2 separate regions of the Homo sapiens genome follow, and region 1 is linked to region 2. The links are chromatin loops, found by intact Hi-C in ENCODE. Cell type or tissue: GM12878. All regions are shown on one strand. Each heading gives the region's core, and the rest is flanking DNA. Links, peaks and the distances in the headings are about the cores only.

What was found. Hi-C counts contacts between places; a loop is a spot of excess contacts. Peaks named below come from ENCODE experiments on the same cell type or tissue, not always from the same donor. Only the 100,000 strongest peaks of a DNase experiment are listed, where the experiment ranks them.
Region 1: a loop joins it to region 2, with 12 times the contacts of the local background. A loop is called at or near these places in 1 of 110 quality-filtered maps.

The regions. Positions count from the first base shown.
Region 1 is chrX:30,511,839-30,514,766 of GRCh38, forward strand. No RefSeq gene overlaps it. Among named protein-coding and RNA genes, the nearest start is that of TASL, 64 kb to the right of the region's middle. In GM12878, for the core only: a CTCF peak has its summit at 1,631 (motif pointing left); no DNase peak of the experiment used is centred there.
Region 2 is chrX:30,592,221-30,595,148 of GRCh38, forward strand. No RefSeq gene overlaps it. Among named protein-coding and RNA genes, the nearest start is that of TASL, 16 kb to the left of the region's middle. RefSeq lists a silencer at 1,627-1,736. In GM12878, for the core only: a CTCF peak has its summit at 1,781 (motif pointing left); no DNase peak of the experiment used is centred there; H3K27ac peaks cover 1,514 bases.

The DNA.
Region 1 (2,928 bases), core at 96-2,595, 81 kb before region 2:
GGGGTACATGTGGAAAAGGAAGAGATAATTTGTTCAGATCTAAAATATGTTGAATTTCAGGCCCTATTGGAGCAATCAGGTAGGAATTCCCTCTTTGGCTCAATGCCATGACCTTCAATAGATCCATTCAATTTTGTGATCTCATCCATGTGTAAGAAGAAAGTAGAGTTTATCACAGGCTGGGTATTGCCAAGGTCCACCTGCAATGAGGTCAAGGAGAGTGAGTATTTCAAATTACTAGCAAAAGTGGTATTCAGATGGCTGCTCTTGGAGTCTAAGTTGGACAGCTTAAAAGAACAGCCCTGGGATTTATTACCCTATATCAAATCTCCTTACTTCTCCTGATTTCTGTATTTTTTCTTAATTTGTTACCTAGAATCACTCCATCTTTTTCTTCAAGCCTATCAGGTCTATCCTAGTTTTTCACCTTGCCACCAGCCCTTGTAGATTAGTATGCTCATAGATCGGTAAAATTGAATCAGGGTTTCCAAAATATTGTGTCTAAAGTGGACTTCAGAAAACATCATTTGTGTCAGACTAAGGAAGGAAGTAAAAAAATGGCACATTAGCAAAGCAAGATTTTCCCTCAACCATATCACCATCACAGAAAGAGAAGAAAGAGTGGGGGAACAGGAGGAGGAAGAATAGGAGGAGGAAAAGAACAAGAACAAGAAGGGAAGGAAGGAAGAAAGGAAGAAAGGAAGGAAGAGAGGAAGGGTTTTAGAATGATTTTTATTGAAGCACACTAGAATCACATAAATATGATTGTTTTCAATAATTCAAGTCAACATGGAGGCAAGAAATCCAGATATAACAGTCCTCAATACCGTTAATCCGATAAAGCAAATCTTCACTCATTAATTCTGTTTCACCCATATAGACCCTACTTAGAACTATTAGAAGTAGAAAATAGAGATCTTGAATTTAAAAATTTTAGTATTAATTTGAGCTTTTTGTGAGAACTAGAACAACTTAATTCCCTTTTGAGCCTTAATTATCTTGCATATAAAATAATTATAATAACAGTCACCTTATAATGTTACTTTAAATTAAAATACATGTTTGTGTGCTTATGTGTTCCCCACCATAGAATTCAACATAGTGTCAATAACTTCTAGTTCACTTCCTTACAAAATTACTGTTAGAATTAAATAAAATAATGTGTTTGGAGGCACCTGGAAAACTGTAGATGAGCTCAACAAACTTACAAAGTAATAAAATGATACTTGAAAAAATAGCTTTAGCTATGTACATATCCTCATGATTCATTTTATGTCGACATTGAGAATGAACTTGTTTTACTCAATAATACCTTGAAGACTTATTGAAGTTCTAAATATTCTACATGCAAAAACAAAATTGTACTGCGTTCCCTAGAGTATTTTCAATCATGATAAAACACCGTCTAACTGCAATGCATACTTTTTCGATGCAAGCCATATTTGACTTTGAAACTATGCTGACACAGAGAGAAAATACAGTGTTGATTAGCTTTCTAAGCCCCGCTAGATTTTCAAGATAATCACAGTCTACTCCACACTTTAGTTGTATAAATGTGGCCTTAATCTGTGTTGACGTGACCTCCAAAACTTAAATTAAAATGGTTTCAAACCCAGGGACCTCTGCCCTCTGGTGGTAGTTAATTGCAAATGGTCTTCATGTTCATATACACACAGAGTGTTACTTTCACATTAACTAAATAATATGTCTCATGAATATTTGTGCTGTTTCAAATAGTCCTTGTTATTGGGATTCATACAATAAAATACCATTGCAAAGCATTTGTGTCAGAAAAAAATTCTTGCTTTCAAGTGACAGAAGCCCAGTTCAAACTAAAAACGAAATTTGGGGATGCACATGCCTGGAAAGAATATGGATAAATCTGAGTATGCATGAATAGATCTAGTGGCACAAACCATGAATATAGGACTCCATCTCTTTAAATAGCTCAGCTTCATTTCCTGCCTTTGAGCTTTATTCTCATGCATACTTTAACACTGTGTAGGTGGTTGCCAGCATGTACAGGTTTATATAGGCAAATCCCAACAGATAAAAGGGACTGCCTCACTCTCAACAGTCCCAGCAAAGGTTCTGAAACTGTCTCAAATTAGGTAGCCTATGTCCATCAGGGAGGTAATTACTGTGATCCAGGATATGGAATACTTTGATAGGCCAGGCCTAAGATACATACCCACCACTGCAGCCAAGGGTAGAGTCTAAATCACCCAACGTGAATGGACCAAGAGTAAAAAAGGGAGGGATGTTTTACAATAGGAAAATTGGGGTACTGGTACCTCAATAAGGGGAAGGGATGCTGACCAGCAAAAATATGATGGCCATTATAGCTTCGTAGAATACATAATGGTCACTTACAATAACACATTTTCTCAATATGTGTGGCTCTTAAAGTGTTTTGATCTTTAAAAGGAAATTCTCACATTTGAAAAGCTTGAGAATCACCAAATCAATTCTTTTTTCTATAGGAGTATATGGACTGATATAGATCAAATACATGGATGAGTAACTGAAGTTTCTATCTCTCAATTTAGTTGATCAGTGTGGTGAGTATGATGCCTGAGATGTCTGCTTTGAAACTTCTTTTGCCTGTAAGTCACTAGCTCAGTGAGTTTTCTCGGTCCATTAGGTAACTTCACAAAGCATTGCCTTCTCTAGGGAGCAGAAAACAGCATGAAAAGAAAATCTCACAAAGCACATTTTCAGCAAGAATCTTTGAATTGAAGTGTTTATTTCAGAATCAACTGAAGTATCCAGGTTAGGTGCTTACAGAATGTGTTTATGAATTTCCTTAATGCTAATTTGGAATTAGTTATGCATTCTACATATAAAGGCCTTTACACTCACTTCCATGAGATAAGTTAACACAAAGTAATTTTATGAGGTTAATTACAATGGTGAACTCCAAATGAG
Region 2 (2,928 bases), core at 270-2,769:
CAATTCAAATTTTGAACTTGTCATTTAAAAATAATTTATATAAATTACCTGCTCGTGGTTTAAAATATATATAATGGTACAGAGCTATAAAGAAAAAAGTCTTCTCCCCTAACTCCCTTATTTCCACTTTCCAAAGGAAAACATTGTTTTCAATTTTATGTGTATCTTTTCTGGAAGAACTAAGTTTTTCTTACAATTTTTACAATTTTCAATGTGAGCCTTGTTGAACACAAGTTACCTTAAAGAAATGTTCCATATAGGCCAGGCTCGGTGACTCACGCCTGTCATCCCAGCACTTTGGGAGGCCGAGGCGGGTGGATCACCTGAGGTCAGGAGTTCAAGACCAGCCTGGCCAACATGGTGAAACCCCATCTCTACTAAAAATACAAAAATTAACCGGGCGTGGTGGTGTGCGCCTATAGTCCCAGTACTGGAGAAGCTGAGACAGGAGAATTGCTTTTGAACCTGGGAGGCGGAGGTTGCAGTGAGCCAAGATCACACCACAGTACTCCAGCCTGGGCAACAAAGTGAGAATCCGTCTCAAAAGAAAAAAAAAGAAATGCTCCATGTAGAATTATAGAATTTTTGTACCTTTTTAACATCGAGATCTAGACTTGATCACTACTTTATTCAATTCAGAAACTACTTATTGAGCATTTATTAAGGGCCAGGTATTAGGCATTTTATACATAAAAACCACTAAGGTTTGATTTCTACCTCCAAAAGGCTCGTAGTTCAGGGACTTCTCTGATCAGGAAAAAAAAAATGACTGTGGTGTTGCAGACAGGAAATTACTATTTAATACTGACAGTGCCTTCTTCCTGTTTCACCAGAAGAGAAAAAGTCGGAATTTGAGGATATATTCTATTCGGGCAAGTTTCACTTCTCAAGTGATTCCCATAAACCCCTTTCTAGTCTGCACTCCAAGGTAATCCATTTGAACCTCTCCTTGGGTCTATTTTCCTTCTTGCAATTCATGAGGACATGTTTTTTTGTATTTACAAAGCTTTTATCTGAATTACAAGATGATCAAGTCAGAAAAACTGGTTCTTTCTGGTCCTCTGACGTAGGTCCCTCTGAACATTTAAGGTGAAGAGTCAGCTGCCCATGCAGAATTCATTCATTTACCCAACTCAAATTCATAAAGTGCCCCCCACAAAACTGTGAAATTTGAGTTGCCTGGACAAGAGACCTTCCACACGAGAATAGTGCCTTGTCAAACAACTAACTACTGTGTCTTTATACTTTCAAAACTTTAAGTTTTAAAGCCATTTCTGCAGCAAAATCTCACATTAAAAGATAGGTTTTAAGGCATATACTCCAAACTTCTGTGGGTCGAATTTAGTTGAATAATGCCTTTGTTAGCAACTAATGAGCCTGTCATCAAGAATGAGGAAGTTGGGAAGAGAAAGGTGGAATGTTTCCCAAATTATCTCATTTTAAGAATCACCTGATGTGCTTATTAAATATGCAGATTTTCTAGGCCCTTCCCCTGGAGATTTGGTTCATTAGATTTGGACCTGGGACTGCCACATTTAACAACTGCCTCAGAAGATTCTTACGATTAGACTACCCTACAGCAATAGTTTTTAACTTTGGATGTACATTAGTAATATCTGGGGAGTTTTTTCGCTGTTTTTTTTTTTTTTTTTTAAACAGGGTCTCACTCTGTCACCCAAGCTGGAGTGCAGTGGTGCAATCACAGCTCACTGCAGCCTCAACCTCCTGGGCTTAAGCGATCATCCTGCCTCAGCCCCACTAGTAGCTGGGAGTACAGGTGCGCCACCTGGTGAGTTTCTAAAAGTACATATATATTAATACCTGGGTTGCAAACACAAATACTCTAATTTATCTGGGTTGGTGCCAAGCATTGGTCATTTTTTAAAGTTCCCTAGGTGATTCTAGTGTTGAGCCATTCTAGTGTTCAGAAATAATGATCTAAAGTAGCAGTTATAAAACGTTTTGGTGTCAGGATTCCTTTACACACTTGAAAATTGTGGAGAGTGGTGCGTGCCTTCAGTCCCAGTTACTTGGGAGGCTGAGGCAGGAGGATTGCTTAAGCCCAGGAGTTCAAGGCTGCAGTGAGCTACGACTACACCTGTGAATAGTCACTGCACTCAACAAGCAAGACCCTGTCTATAAAGAAACAAAACAAGCAAACAAAATTATGGAGAATTTCAAAGAGCTCTTATGTGGGTTATATTGATATTGTCCATAAGCAAAATTAAAACTAAGAAATTTTGAAACATTTATTGGCCCATTTAATAATTATAATAATAGACCCATTATGTGGTAATATAAATAATGTACTTTTGATTTAAAAATTATTTTTCAAAAAAATTAACGAGAAGAGTAGCATCCTTTTCTATTTCTACAAATCTCTTTAACACCTGGCTTATAGAAGACAATTAGTTTCTGCATTTAATCTATTGGGATAAGCTGTTTTGATTGAAGAATTCTACTTGAAGTATATGAAGAAAATCCAGCCTCTCAGAAATATGCTGTTGAAAAAGGAAAGAGTGTGTTAAAAGCTTTTCAGATAACTGTGGATATTCCTCTTGGACACAACACCAAAACTTGACAAGTGACAATTTCTTAAAGGTTGCTTGTAATGTGGAACAGAAAGTATATTATGAACTTCTTGTACTTCATTATATTAAAACCCATTGATCCATCTTATACTTTTAATGCATCATTTACTCATGCAAGATTTTATATCATACATTGGTCATTTGAAAAAATATCAGTTCCCTGAGTTATGCAGCCCTTCCAAATGCTGGCACATTTCCTACTGTATAATATCAAAACATCACATTTGTTAATATCACAACCAGTCTCATCAGGAGAGTCAGTAGGTACTGAGATGCTGTCAAAATCCCAATAGTGGAATAGGTTTTTCAAAATTGTAATATTCATTTGAACACTTGA